Regions from separate parts of the Homo sapiens genome. Here all the other regions are linked to region 3. The links are chromatin contacts, found by Hi-C in ENCODE. All regions are on one chromosome and are shown on one strand. Each heading gives the region's core, a stretch centred on a gene start or an enhancer-like site at or near the end of the contact. The rest is flanking DNA. Distances are from core to core; before and after follow the strand shown.

Region 1 (4,473 bases), core at 857-3,356, 3.5 Mb after region 3:
GTATGGGACTCCTCAGCCACCCGCAACTGGGAACCAGAAATCCTTCCCCCTGCCTTGGGGCCAAATGCAGAAGCTGCTGCAAGCTGTGGTGAGTAGGGTCAGAGCCTTTCTCAAACAGTGCAGTTGCAAAACGCCCCTTCCTGGGCTTCCGGCTTGATGTTGGGGCACTGACAGCTGCATGTGGCTGAGGCTGACACCCCTGGTCTGCCCCCACCTCCTGCCCAGCCAAGCGGGAGCCGGCCTTGCCGCATCCCTCCCTCAGCCCTGGGCTGCCTGTGCCAGGTGGGGCTAGACCTCCTGGCTCACCCCCAAGACTCAGCCTCAGGCCAGTTCTATCCCCTTCCAGAACCACTCCAGACCAGCACCCAGATCGTGGAACGAGGCTGTTCCCTCTCCAGGAGCCAGGGGCAGGGGGACAGGGAACAGGAGGTGGGGAAAGCTACCAAAGGGAGGGGCACTGGCACCTTCCCCATCCCCTGGGCACACACATGGCTGGGAGAGAGTGGCTGTGCATCTTAGACCCAACAGAGTGGGACCCAGGGATGGGCCGGAGGGAGCTGGGCCCTCTCTCCCTAGCCCCTCCACAGAGACATTAAGATTGTTTTTGTGGGGGGACAGGGGGATGAGCCCACACGCCTGGGGGTGCCCATCCACCCTGGTGAGGGCACACAGTGTGGATCTGATGGAATAAAGGGTAGGGGTGGGGGTAACAGGGCAAGTCACATAGGAAGGGGCCCCTTTTGACCAGGGTGGGTGTGGGACATGGGGGGTCCCTGTGGGGAGGGAAGGGGATATACGGAGTGGGGAGGAGAGATGGGGGGCCTTGCGACAGAAGCAGGGGAGCGGTGACTGCAAGCTGCTGGGTGCACGGGGGTGGGGCGGGCAGGAGCGGGAGGGAGGCCTTCCAAACCCGGAGGGGACTCGGCCCACAGGGACGACTGGAGTGAGGTTTACACCAGAGGGGCAACAGGGGCCGAGGGGTCCCTTCCTAAGGAGACCACTTGTGAGTGAAGGATTTGGGTCCTGGCTAATGAGTGGGTGGGGATGGAAAGGGCAAGTCTTTGCCCCCAGTTTGCTGGTAGACGCTAAGTAACTGGAGAGGAAGTTGGGGGGATCCCTGCCCAGAACCCACCTTGAGGGAGACCTGAGATCGCAGAGGAAACGAAAAGACCTTAAGGGAGGGAATGTGGTTGGCATGTGGTGTCGAGGGGCACTGGGGTGGGTATCTTTGGCCAGCGTGTGTTGGGGTGGGGGTGGGGAACGCGAGTAGCTGGGATCGGGGAAGGAAGGCCGCTGGGTCCTCAGCCTCGGTGTGTGCGGTGTGGGGTGGTGGAGAAGCCCCACTAACAGCGCGGAGGGCCCGGGACCCACACGTGTGGTGGTGGGGGTGGGGCTCGCGGGGCCTGGCGATTATCTGGAAGGAAGCCTGGGGTCCCCCACTCTGTGGACGCGTCTATGGTGTACCGGAGGCAGCACAAATACGAGTCTCCGCCGCGTGCCAGGGGCCGGGGGTCCCCCAGACTAACGTGCGCGGTGAGATGCCGGGTCTCGATCTGGAAGGGGCCGCCGGGTCCCCAACCCCGGTGCGTCTGGGTTCGGGGAAGCTTGGCTGACGGCAGGCTCCCGGGGCGGAGCGGGATCCGGGGATCGGGGGGTTCGGGGCCCGAGACCGGGTCGCGGGGCGGGCGGGGGGCCGGGTCGCGCGGGCACTTACTGCTTGAACATCTTCTCCATGTCCTTGATCTGCTTCCTGGAGAACTCCTTGAACTCGGTGTAGGGGTTGAAGACGCGGCGGCTGGGCGACTGGGGCTCGCCGATGCCCTGGTTGAGGTCTGCGCGCCGCAGCAGCTTGGCGCTCAGCTCGCAGTCCGCGCTGCCCAGCGCCTCGGCCGCCTCGTCGGGTGCCCCCGCCGCCGCCGCCGCTGCCCCGTTCAGCCCGGGCTGCTCCGGGGTCTCGCCGCCGCCCTCGCCCTCCATCTGCAGCCGCCGGCTCAGCTTGGTGGCCAGCTCGTCCGTGGCCATGGTGGCCCGCGCGGCACTCGCCTTGGCCGGGCCCCTGCTCTCAGCGCAGCGCCGCCGGCCGCGCTCTTCCTCTTCCTGACACTCCCCGGGCCAGGCACCGCCCCCGAAGGTGGGACTTGGGCCCTGGCGGGGACCGCGCGCCCCGCCCCCGCCCCCGGGCCCGCGCGGCGTGCGCGTGATCGCTCCCGGCCGCCGGGGGTCGAGTGTACTCTGCGCGCCCCGCCCGCCGTCGTCTGCCCCCCGCGAGGCTGGGGAGCGCGGCCGAAAGCCATGCCCCTCTTCGTGCCCACTGTAGCAGCTGAGCGGGAGGGGTCCTGCTGGGGGCCGGGGCCGGGCGGGAAAGAAGAGGGCTCCTCCCCCGCGGCTTGGGTGAGGAGCGGGGCTTGCCGGGGGGCGGGGAAGCGAGGGGGGGCGCCGCCCCACCCCCTTCTCCGGAATCCCCACGCCGTGAAGTCATAATCCTGTGTCTGTGACACCCTGTCGGTTGCTATGGAAACGACTCGCTGTTAAACACTGGCGTTCTCAATGAGGGTTGCAGGGGTTCCGAGGCGGACCTGGGGAGCAGAAACCCCTGTTTAGGGTGAACCGTGGCGGGCGCCGATGGCCTCTTGGAAGAGGACAGACTAGCAGCTGCGAGGGAGATGGGACTGGGTTTCACCCCTGAAAGGGCCCCTGGAGACAGCGGGTGAGGGACAGGGGAAGGGGCTGGTGGTCCTCTCTCCCGAGGCCCCGCACCATCACACGGATGACTTGGCACAATAGCTGCTGGGCCAGTGTTGTCGCCTGTGACTGTACTTTAGGGAAACTGACAGGGAGATCATGATGTCGCCATTTTGATGGGGTCCCCAGAGGAGAGATGTCCTCCCCAACGGCTCCTGGACAGGACTGGGGAAAGAGTTCAGATAAGTATCTCTGTGGTCTGGGCTGTCACCTTACAACTGCACAACTCTGGACCTCCAGCATCAGAACCACTGGGGCCTAGGTTAATAATACAGATTTTCAGGCTCCAATTTGGACAGACGAAACTGATCTCTGGGGTGGGACCCAGGAATCTACGTGTAAACAAGCACCCAGGGGAGTTCTGCTCACTGAAATTTGAGAATCCCTGATTTAGAAGGAGGACTATGCTCTGTGCATGTTCTCTGAAATGTTGGGTCAATCAGGACCTGTCTACTGAAACTGCTCCAACCAGCCAAGGTGCAGAGAAAAGATGCGTGCAGGGCCGAAAACCAGGGTGCTCTGGAGGCAGGGAGCCCTCGAGAATGTAAAGCCAGCAAGCTGTTACAGAGTGATTTGCACAGAACAGACACTCAGTTGATATTTGTCAATTTGCTGTGTTTAAGAACCTTGCTGAATTAATTTAAAAGGTATTTTTAAAAGAATGAAATTGAGGAAAAAACCTTCAAGGTTCAGAAAATGTGAAGTTCTCATTTACTTGTTTATGAAATTGTTTTTGAGTCCAATAAAGATGCTCAGCTAAAATGGTTTTTTTGTTTTAAATCTCAGAATTAAGTTTCTCTTAGTTTTGGGCAGTTCGGTCCAGCTACTTGCAAAAGACAGGCTTCCATATCTCCTGTATGCAGCCCTGAAGGACCCAACAGAAGTAAAATAGTTATTTAAGGAATGCAAAGGACTAGGGACAGGATGCAGATTAAAATGTTTAAGATGATGTCTGCAGATGATGTTTGTAGATGCTTAAGTTTGTTGAATTCTTAGTCTTCCTCACAAAGCAGCTAATTACTTTCAAGACTCTAGTGAGCCTCAATTTACTCCAATTTATGATTTCCAATGGTTCTGCATAAAACTGGGTTGCCGTTTTATGAAATTGTTTGCATCTGCTTGACGTGGGCGCAAACTTCACAGTGAGGAGATAATGTGAGGGTTTTGCCTTCTTGCAAAACAACTTACATATATATGTGAAAAAACTGGGGTTGGGGTTTGAATTATGTGGACTGCCTGTGCGTAGTAAGCTCTCTGGTCAGTTACCTATTTGGCTTTGTGTGGACACAGCTCTTAGGAGGGAGGGTGGTGGAATTCCTGCTCATTACCTATAGTATCTTGCAGGAGGGCTGCTGAACGCCGGAGCCTTACAACTGTTAAACTCAGGCAGAGCTCGGGAAATGCTGCCCGGATGGGTGAGTCCTTTTAACACCTCTTGGGTTGATTTTTCTCACAGGTTTTCGGGGTTTGCAGAGCTCTGAGACTGTGACCACAGGGTGAGACCTCAAGCTGCCCAGTACTGTGGCCCCATTTCAGAGGCCTTGGGCCTGGGCCAGAGATGGACGCTGGGGCTGCCTTTTACTCCAAGTTTTTTTCTTCATTGGTCATTGGTCATTGGGCTCCAAGAAAAGCACTTTTTCAGGAATCAAAGAAGCAGTGATGGAACGAAAAGCAGAGAAAGCTGATGAGCCCTGAATGGAGGTGAAACTTCCAGGAAATATCACTTGCCTC
Region 2 (4,423 bases), core at 281-2,780, 3.4 Mb after region 3:
ACTTTCCTGGCAGGATTGTAGTTAAGGATAAGTGAAATAAGCATGAAAAGTGGCTAGCACGATGCCTGGGACTTAGCAAATGCTCAGTAAACAGAAACGATTATTTTTGAAATGTGAAAATGAACCGTTCAGAACGATGGGAGTTTACAGGACTAGATTTCTGCCGTTTTTTTTTTTTTCTGTGTGGGAGGTGTTAGGGTGGGAGGGAGGGAAGAGGGAATGGAAGACTGTGTAAGGTGGGCTTGGTTGGATCAGACACTCGAGTTTGGAACAGTCAACTGCGATCTGGGCACAAGGGCGGTGAGGGGAGCTTATGGTTTTACTTGGGGTGGAGGAGGGGGCTAAGGGGAAGCCATGCCCCGGAGGAGGTTGAATGGGCGGGACAGATCACGGCTCCACTCATGGTTTCCCTCTTGCTGGAAGTGTGACGACTCCCTCCGGATCTCTGTAAAAGCGGGGCTATAGTGAATTCTGGCGAAGGGCCCGCGGTGGACCAGGAACTGGTGCCAGAATTGCAAAAGGGCACCTGCGCCCGGAGTGGGGAGGTGATGCGGGGGCGGGGCGGGGCCCTGGGGGCGGGGCGAGTCGCGGAGGTGCCGCCTTGGGGCGGGGCGGTGACAGAAGGATGGATCCTGGGGGTGAGGATTGACTTTGGGGGCGGGGCGAGAGTGCGAACTGGAGTCTGAGGCTGAGCGGTGACGCAAGGACGATTCTGAGGGTGGAGCGAGGGGAGGGGATTGGCTCTTGGAGGCGGGGCGGTGGCACGAGGCTAGCCCTTGGGGGCGGGGCGGTGGCGCAAGATTGACCTTGGGGGCGGGGTGGGGGCGTGGGTTGAATCCTGGGGGCGGGGCGGTGGCGCGGAATGGATTCTGGGGTCGGCGCGAGGCGCTGAGGTGCGTCCTGAGGGCGGGGCGATGACGCAGAGCGAATCCTGGGGGCGGGGCGAGACCTTCTAGATGCGTCCCGGGGAGTGGGCGGTGACGCGGTGGCAGGTTCTGGGGACAGGCGGTGACCCCAGAATTGACCCTGGGGACAGGGCGAGGCGCGGAGGCGTCCTGAAGGCGAGGCGGTGACGCAAGAGCGAATCCTTGGGGCGGGGCGAGGCGTTGGAGATGCGTCCTGCGGGCGGGACGGTAACGCGGGGGCGGGGCGGTGACGTGAGGTCAGTGCGGGGATACGGGGCGGGTTCTGGGGCGGGGACGCAGTGGTGGATTCTGGAGCGGGGCGGTGACGTGGGGCGGGTTCTGGGGCGGGGCGGTGACGCGGAGCGTGTTCTGGGGCGGCGCGGTGATGGGAGGCTTGGCCCTGGGGGCGGGGCGAGGCGCAGAGGTGCGTCCTGAGGGCGGGGCGGTGACGCAAGAGCGACTCCTGGGGGCGGGGCGAGGCCTTGGAGATGCGTCCGGAGGCGGTGGGGAGCGAAGACTGACCCGGGGCCGTGACGCGGGGGCAGGCCCTGGGGCGGGGGCGGGTCCTGGGGACTGGGGCGGGCGGCCGAGGCCCGGAAGCGGACTGAGGCGGCCTGGAGTCTTAGTTGGCTACTCGCCATGGACGAAGCGGATCGGCGGCTCCTGCGGCGGTGCCGGCTGCGGCTGGTGGAAGAGCTGCAGGTGGACCAGCTCTGGGACGCCCTGCTGAGCCGCGAGCTGTTCAGGCCCCATATGATCGAGGACATCCAGGTGCGCCCCCGGCCCCCTGTCCCCGCGCTGCACGGCCGGGTCCCCACGCCCCTCGAGGAGGCGTTGTGCGGGAGCCTAGCCTTCCCTGTGGCTTCAAACCCCTCAGCGGAGCCAAAGAATCCCAAACACCTCTTAGTCGGGTGTTCGCTAAAGCGATTCCATGCCATACTCAGTCAGCGTACACTGTTAGTGCTTGTGTTTCTTGTGTAAAGGAAAAATGTGAGACACATCTTGAGAACTTTGAATAAGAAACAATTCATGAATTGGAGAACATCAGACTGAAAGAGCTTTAGTGTTGCAATGACAAAACGTCAGAGGCAAGTATTTATTGGGAAAATGTGGAAGCAAAATAAAGAAATTATTTGATTGGTTTGCAGTTACAAAATTGCCTTTTTTTTTTAAGGTCTGTTAATTGACTGCTTTTGGCTGGTCTTAAGTTTTATTTCTCTCTAACATAAGCATTTATCAGATATGACCCAAGTTAAATTTTGCTTATGTTTGCAGTTTAAGCAAGATTTAGGTCACTTAGGATACCTGATTGGTTTTGTCTGCTCAGGAATTCTTCATGGTTGGTCTCCATTTTAATTTACGTTAATACTTGCGAGGAAGGAGGCGTGTGCGTTTTTACTTTTCTAGCATAGAGGTTTCGGGAACCCACTTTGGCATCAGGCTGCCTGGCAGCGTGTTCTTGGGCCAGTCACTTACCCTCTTTGAGCCACAGTTTCTGGGCTGTGAAATGGGAATAAGAATAATACTGTCATAAGGACTAAATGAAATAACGGATGTGAAACTGTAGTGCTAGGCACAGAGCGGGGGATCAGCGTACCCTGCCCTCTTTGGCCAGCCCCTTCTGTGTTCAGTTTATGTTTTGTTAAGAGGTTTTGGAAATGAGGGGACCTGATGCAGAATGGAGAATAATGAAGTCAAACATTTGAGGTTTTGTTTAAAAGCACTTTCCCATCTTTGTCTCATTTGACCCTCATCACAGGCCTGTGAGGATGCAGGAGATATTTCCTACCATGAGGTGCAGTAGGTGTGAGTGGCTGGCTGGATATCCCTGGCCAGTGCCCTGGCCCAGGGAAAGAGTCTTTAAATAATTGAGTATCATATGAGTAATTATTCATTAATAATAAAATAAGTTTTGTGCCTTCTGTGTGGCCCCTACTGGGGAACAGTAATGGTTTGAGGCCACAGTCCTTGCCTTCAGGAATGTTCACGGGGATCACAAACTCAAATGCCCATGGAGGACCAATGGATGGGCGTCATAGTGGATAGCCTTTGCACTGCCCTCCGTCTCCAGCTGAGTATGGCCATATCAACAAATGGCCCAGTATTGCCACATCTTACACTTATTTTGAGGCAGGGTCTCACTCTTGCCCAGCCTGGAGTGCAGGGATGAGATCATGGCTCACTGCGACCTTGACCTCCTGGGCTTAAGTGGTCTTCCTGCCTCAGCCTTTAGAGCAGCTGGGACTTTAGGCACATGCCACCATGCCTGGCTAATTAAAAAAAATTTTTTTTTTGTACAGATAGGAGTCTTGCTATGTTGCCTAGATGAGTCTCAAACTCTTGGCCTCAAGTGATTCTCCTGCCTCAGTGTTGGGATTACAGGTGTGAGCCACTGTACCCGGCCCAGCTTTCACATCTTAAAAAAGAAGCTGAAAATCTTGATTCCTCTGTCAAATTCCCTGGCTTAAAATGTTAGCAACAAATTCAGAAATTTTTTAAGAACCTTGTGGGAACCACAGGTTGCCATTTTGCCATTCAGTATGGCTGAAAAACAGGCAGGTTTTGGAACCAGTTGGATCTGGGCTCTCATCCTGGCCTTGTTACATATTAGCAAGTTGTAAAAAACCACAACCAATGAGCCAAACAAACAGAAAAACCCTATGACTCAGTTTCCCTGAAATTTTTTACCCTAAAAAGTTGGGAAGTTCTAATTTAACTCTATAAAGTTATTGAGGGAGAAAAAGATGAAACAATGCATTTAACACAGTGTTGACCTCCTGGAGTGTTCAGCAAATGTGGAGAGAAACCTAAACACCACCATCTATTTGCATGTAGCCAACTGTTCTGCTAGTGAGACTTACCTTCTCAGTGGCACTGTAGGTCTGTGCTGTTCCCAACAGTAGCCATTAGCCACATGTCGTTAAAGGTAAATTTGAAGTAATTAAAATTAAATAAAACTAAAAATTGGTAGGGTCAAGCCTTACAGGGCCTGTGGGTTTTTCTCCTCGTGTGCGGAGATGAGAGATCGTAGAAATAAAGACACAGGAGAAAGAGATAGAAAAAAAGACAGCTGGGCCCGGGGGACCACTACCACCTAGACGTGGAGACAGGGTAGTGGCCCCGAATGCCTGGCTGCGCTGTTATTGGATATAAGGCAAGGGGACAGGGTAAGGAGGGTGAATCTTCTAAGTGATTGATAAGGTGAAGCAAGTCACGTGATCATAGGACAGGGGGCCCTTCCCTTTTAGGTAGCTGAAGCAGAGAGAGAAGGCAGCATATGTCAGCGTTTTCTTCTATGCACTTATAAGAAAGATCAAAGACTTTAAGACTTTCACTATTTCTTCTACCGCTATCTATGAACTTCAAACAGGAACCAGGAGTACGGGAGGAACATGAAAGTGGGCAAGGAGCGTGACCATGGAAGCACAGCACCACAGGGAGGGGTTTAGGTCTCCGGATGACTGCGGGCAGGCATGGATAATATCCAGCCTCCCACAAGAAGCTGGTGGAGCAGAGTG
Region 3 (4,234 bases), core at 930-3,429:
TGCTGCCTACATTCATAATCAAAGGATATGTTAAAAACCATTGGCTGGGCACGGTGGCTTACGTCTGTAATCCCAGAACTTCGGGAGGTCAAGGTGGGCGGATCACCTGAGGTTGGGGGTTCAAGACCAGCCTGACCAACATAGAGAAACCCCCATCTCTACTAAGAATACAAAAAAATTAGCCGGGTGTGGTGGCGCATGCCTGTAATCCCAGCTACTTGGGAGGCTGAGGCAGGATAATCTCTTGAACCCCGGAGGTGGAGGTTGTGATGAGCCAAGATCGCACCATTGCACTCTAGCCTGGGCAACAAGAGTGAAACTCTGTTTCAAACAAACAAATAAACAAACAGACAACAAAGCCTTTAGAGATTAGTGAGGCTAAAGGTATAACTTTTGTCCACCCCTGTGTCATGGACCCCCCAGAATTCTATCCTCAGTCCTCTTGGGGGTCCATGAACCTCTGCTTCAAGGCAAAGGGGTTTTGATTCCTTAGGTTAGATAAACAAGAACATCATCAAGAGACGAGAGAACGAAGAGTAAAGGGCAGTGTCCAGACTGGGTTGGGTTAAGCAGAGAAAGGTTTCTAGATGAGTGAGTTTCAGAGCTGGGTGTTTAAGGTGAGTCCGTGTTGGCAGGAAGCAAGGAACTGTGGTTGAGGGAAGGAACTATGGGGAAGGTTTGCTTTTGTGGCTAAATCAAAAACACAGCAGACTAACATCACAGCCACATCACTCCAGGGCAAGCCCGTGTCTCCTTTGTCACCAAGAACACCAAGGCATTGTCCATGTAAGACAGTGTGCCTGTCCTCAAGCTTACATACAAAGAGACAAAACAAACACAAAAGTTAATAACAAGACAAAAATTAAACTGCTAGTAAAAAATGCAGTCGGAAGTATCTGAAACATGCCACATATCTGGTTAAGTGCATACAATGCAAGCCACAGGCGTTCAAAGGTGGGGGTTCAAGGTGGGGGTCACCTCCCCTCTGAGGTTTGCGGTGAGGACCAAATGCGGAAATGGACACGAGGCCCGAGGCCAGCATTGTGGAAGGCCGGTTAGAGCATGCACTTTGGACCATTGTGGCTACTTAACGTCTCAGTGACCTTCTCTGTAAAATGGGGATAATAAATAAGTATGGCGCCTGACATATACTAATGTTTGCAACACGGTTCAGGAGACACCAGAGACTGGAGAACTTGGCCTTTAACGTGGTAGGTGTGAAAACATTTGAATGAATGAATGAATGAATGAATGGGTCCTCGGGTTGCCTCGGTCTGCCCCAGGCGGCCCGCTAAGCCCCATGTCTGTGAAATGAATCCCCAGCTCTCGGGGTCAGCTTCATCTCAGCGTGTGGGTGTGGGTGGTGGGGAGGTGCTGAGCAGCTCAGCAGAGGCGAGGCCCAGGCCGAGTTTGTGGGTGTCATCCCGGGAGGGTCTTGCTCGGCCTCCCCAACCCCCATGCTGCTCGGCTCCTCAGTGGGCGGGGGAACCAGCGGGCTTAGCTGTGCCCGGGCCGATCTCGAGAGGACAAGGCCCGCAGCTAGCATTCGAGGAGCCCACCCCCGGGTCCGCAGCGTGGGGCACGGGCGCCCTCTTATCCCCGAAAGGTCGATCTGGGCCTCCCCAGGCTAGAGTGGGGGTGGGGTGCCGATGCACCTTCGGATACTGTGGTCCCCCAGCCCTTCCAGCCGCGGTCGCGCACATCCGAAGGAATTTGGGGCCAGGGGCATTGCGGGCAGAGAGGACAGAGAAACGGAGCCCTCTCGGCAGGCGACGTGGGAGAGGAGCGCCCTAAAAAGTGGAAAGCGAGCGTTGCCGAGGCTGCTGGCCCCTTTAAGAGGCCCGGCTGGCTCTGCGGCGGTTCCAGCTAACCCGGTCCCTGGTGCAGCTCTGCGGTCCGGGTCCCCCAGCAGAGAATCGGCACCCGGCGGGGAGGCAGGACCAGACGCAGGAGAGGGCGTGGCCCCGCCGGGGAGCTGGGCGGAGTCTATGCTGCGGAGAAAGCGGGAGAACCCGGAGGTGGGCGGAGCCGAGGGTCTGTGGGTGGGGCCCGGCGCTGCGGGCCTCGTGGGGCGGAGCCTCGGGCTCGGGGAACGCCGCAGAGGGAGGAGGGGTGGGCGGGGCCGCGGCGGGGGCGGGGCCAGTGTCTGCAGTGGGCGGGGCCCGCCGCAGAAGGGGCAGTGCCGGCCGAGAGTCCTCTGCGTGCGGCTGCCGCGGCCCCTCCACAGCGTCTCTGACAGCCCGGGCGGTGAGACCCGCGACCCTTCTGGCCCCGCGCAGATACCGCGGCCTCCACCGCGTCCCGAGGAGCGGCCGAGTGCCCTCTCTCGCCTCGGCGCCCGCATCCGGGGCCATCCGTCCTGCCGTCTCTGCGGAGGCCGCATCTGGCGCGCATCTGGAACCGCCCGGCCGGCCGCGCTGGAGCCCGCGCCCACCCTGGCCCGGCCGCGCCGGGAGCCCTGCCCGGAGCTGGAGCCGCACCTGGAGCCGCGGGCCCGGGGCCCTGAGCCGCGCAGCCGGCGCATGGTGAACTCGCTGCTGTTCGGGGAGATGGCCTTGGCCTTCGGCTGCCCGCCGGGCGGCGGCGGCGGGGGCTGCCCTGGCGGGGGCGGCGGCGGCGGCGGGGCAGGGCCGGGTCCGTCGCCGGTGACGGCGGCGCTGCGGGACGACCTGGGCTCCAACATCCACCTCTTGAAGGGGCTCAACGTGCGCTTCCGCTGCTTCCTGGCTAAGGTGCACGAGCTGGAGCGGCGCAACCGGCTGCTGGAGAAGCAGCTGGAGCAGCAGCAGAGCGAGCGCGAGCGGCGGCTGCGCTACAAGACCTTCTCCCGCGAGCAGGCCGTGCAGACCGGGCCCGAGTTGCTGCGGCCCCCGGCGCCCGGCGGCGGGCACGGCCTCAGCAGTGGCGCGGCGGCCGGCGCCAACGCCAATGCCGTGGCCCTGGGCGGCCTGCCCCCCGGCGGCGGCTCGCACCCGCAGCACTACGGCCGCCTGCCCGGGACCATCTGGAGCTACACGCAGGTGCGGCGCACGGGCGGCGGCGGCGTGGAGACCGTGCAGGGCCCCGGCGTGTCGTGGGTGCACCCCGACGGCGTGGGCGTGCAGATCGACACCATCACGCCGGAGATCCGCGCGCTCTACAACGTGCTGGCCAAGGTGAAGCGCGAGCGCGACGAGTATAAGCGGAGGTGAGTGGCCGCCCCTCCCCCGCCGCCCTGGGACGGGGCGCCCAGGTCCAGGCTGCCGCGGAATGCGTATGCGGGACGGGGGCCGGGCGGGCAGCTGGTACTGGCAGGTGGGCTGGAAGCTGTGTTTGCAGAGCGTCTTACGTACGCCAGGAAGGCCCAGTTATCTAGATCCCAGGATGGGGGCGGGCGCTGGCTACCGTGGGGGCCACCTCGATGCTGTCACTGGTGAGGCACATTGTTTTCTAGGTGACATAATAACTGTCTGTGTTTTATGCGATCTCATTTAATTCTCAGCACAATACAGCGTATTGTGTAAGGCAGTCTTATCCTCATCTCGCAGATGAGGAAACCGAGGTGCAGAAATGCTAAGTGATTTGCCTAAGGTGGCTTGGCGAGTAAGTGGTGAAACCGGGATTTCAACCAGAGATTTTAACCACTCCTGGCTAGTCTGTCTCCTAGCATAAGTATTTTTACCAAGGAAGTAGGAAATATGCTCCCCTCCCTCAACATATGAAAAGAAAAACTCTAACCAACCCACTGCCTTTTTATTTCTTGAATTAAATGAGATCACGTTTTTGAAAATGGATGGATCTGCCCCTACCCCCTGGGGCCAGTGTCTGCCGTCTTGCTCCAGCTCTGTAAGGTCCAGCTTGCTGGGTTGGATAACCACAACTACAACAGACTGCTCACAAGCTTTTATAAAATGCCTCCTTTCATCCCTCTTCTCCCCACTCCCTGAGTCTCATGGTTTATTGAGCCCTAACAAACTCAGCCTTAAAAGCCCCCAGGAGAAGATAATGTTGGGCTGGAGACTGGACATTGAATGGACTGAGACCACAATCTCTGGCTAGAACTGGGGTCCAGACTCTGCAAGACTGGCCAGTGCATTCCTGCCTAGCCCAGATTCCCCAGCTGGGAAACTGTCATTGCTTCCTGTCTGCAGTCTGGCCGACAATACTGTCTGCTTGGCTTTCCGATAAGAGGAGAGGGGTCTCCTATCCTCCTCCTCTTCCCATAAGAGAAGAAGGGTCTGTCTTTGGCATCTCA

The links. Hi-C counts contacts between places; a loop is a spot of excess contacts on that map. Pooled maps may share reads with other maps.
Region 1: a loop to region 3 is called in a map of CD8-positive, alpha-beta T cell, with 8 times the contacts of the local background. The contact joins the promoter of EFHD2 here to the promoter of IFFO2 in region 3. A Hi-C loop is called at or near these places in 1 of 168 maps with a recorded cell type or tissue (CD8-positive, alpha-beta T cell), 1 of 37 single-sample maps with no recorded cell type and 7 of 50 pooled maps.
Region 2: a map of CD8-positive, alpha-beta T cell shows a loop between it and region 3 (19-fold over the local background). The contact joins the promoter of CASP9 here to the promoter of IFFO2 in region 3. A Hi-C loop is called at or near these places in 4 of 168 maps with a recorded cell type or tissue (B cell, CD8-positive, alpha-beta T cell and naive thymus-derived CD4-positive, alpha-beta T cell), 5 of 37 single-sample maps with no recorded cell type and 11 of 50 pooled maps.

Annotation. Positions count from the first base shown.
Region 1 is chr1:15,407,521-15,411,993 of GRCh38, reverse strand. EFHD2 (EF-hand domain family member D2) reads right to left here and starts at 2,106. Exons shown (of 4, transcript NM_024329.6): 1 at 1,715-2,106. The coding sequence starts at 2,022. It overlaps EFHD2-AS1 (EFHD2 antisense RNA 1), which reads left to right. Exons shown (of 4, transcript NR_183705.1): 1 at 1-88; 2 at 4,087-4,157. RefSeq lists silencers at 195-244, 1,859-2,458 and an enhancer at 1,484-2,346.
Region 2 is chr1:15,521,322-15,525,744 of GRCh38, reverse strand. CASP9 (caspase 9) reads left to right here and starts at 1,530. Exons shown (of 9, transcript NM_001229.5): 1 at 1,530-1,676. The coding sequence starts at 1,545. RefSeq lists silencers at 451-890, 1,171-1,560.
Region 3 is chr1:18,954,621-18,958,854 of GRCh38, reverse strand. It overlaps IFFO2 (intermediate filament family orphan 2), which reads left to right and starts at 2,179. Exons shown (of 9, transcript NM_001136265.2): 1 at 2,179-3,187. The coding sequence starts at 2,523. RefSeq lists silencers at 1,997-2,166, 2,737-2,996, 3,237-3,426.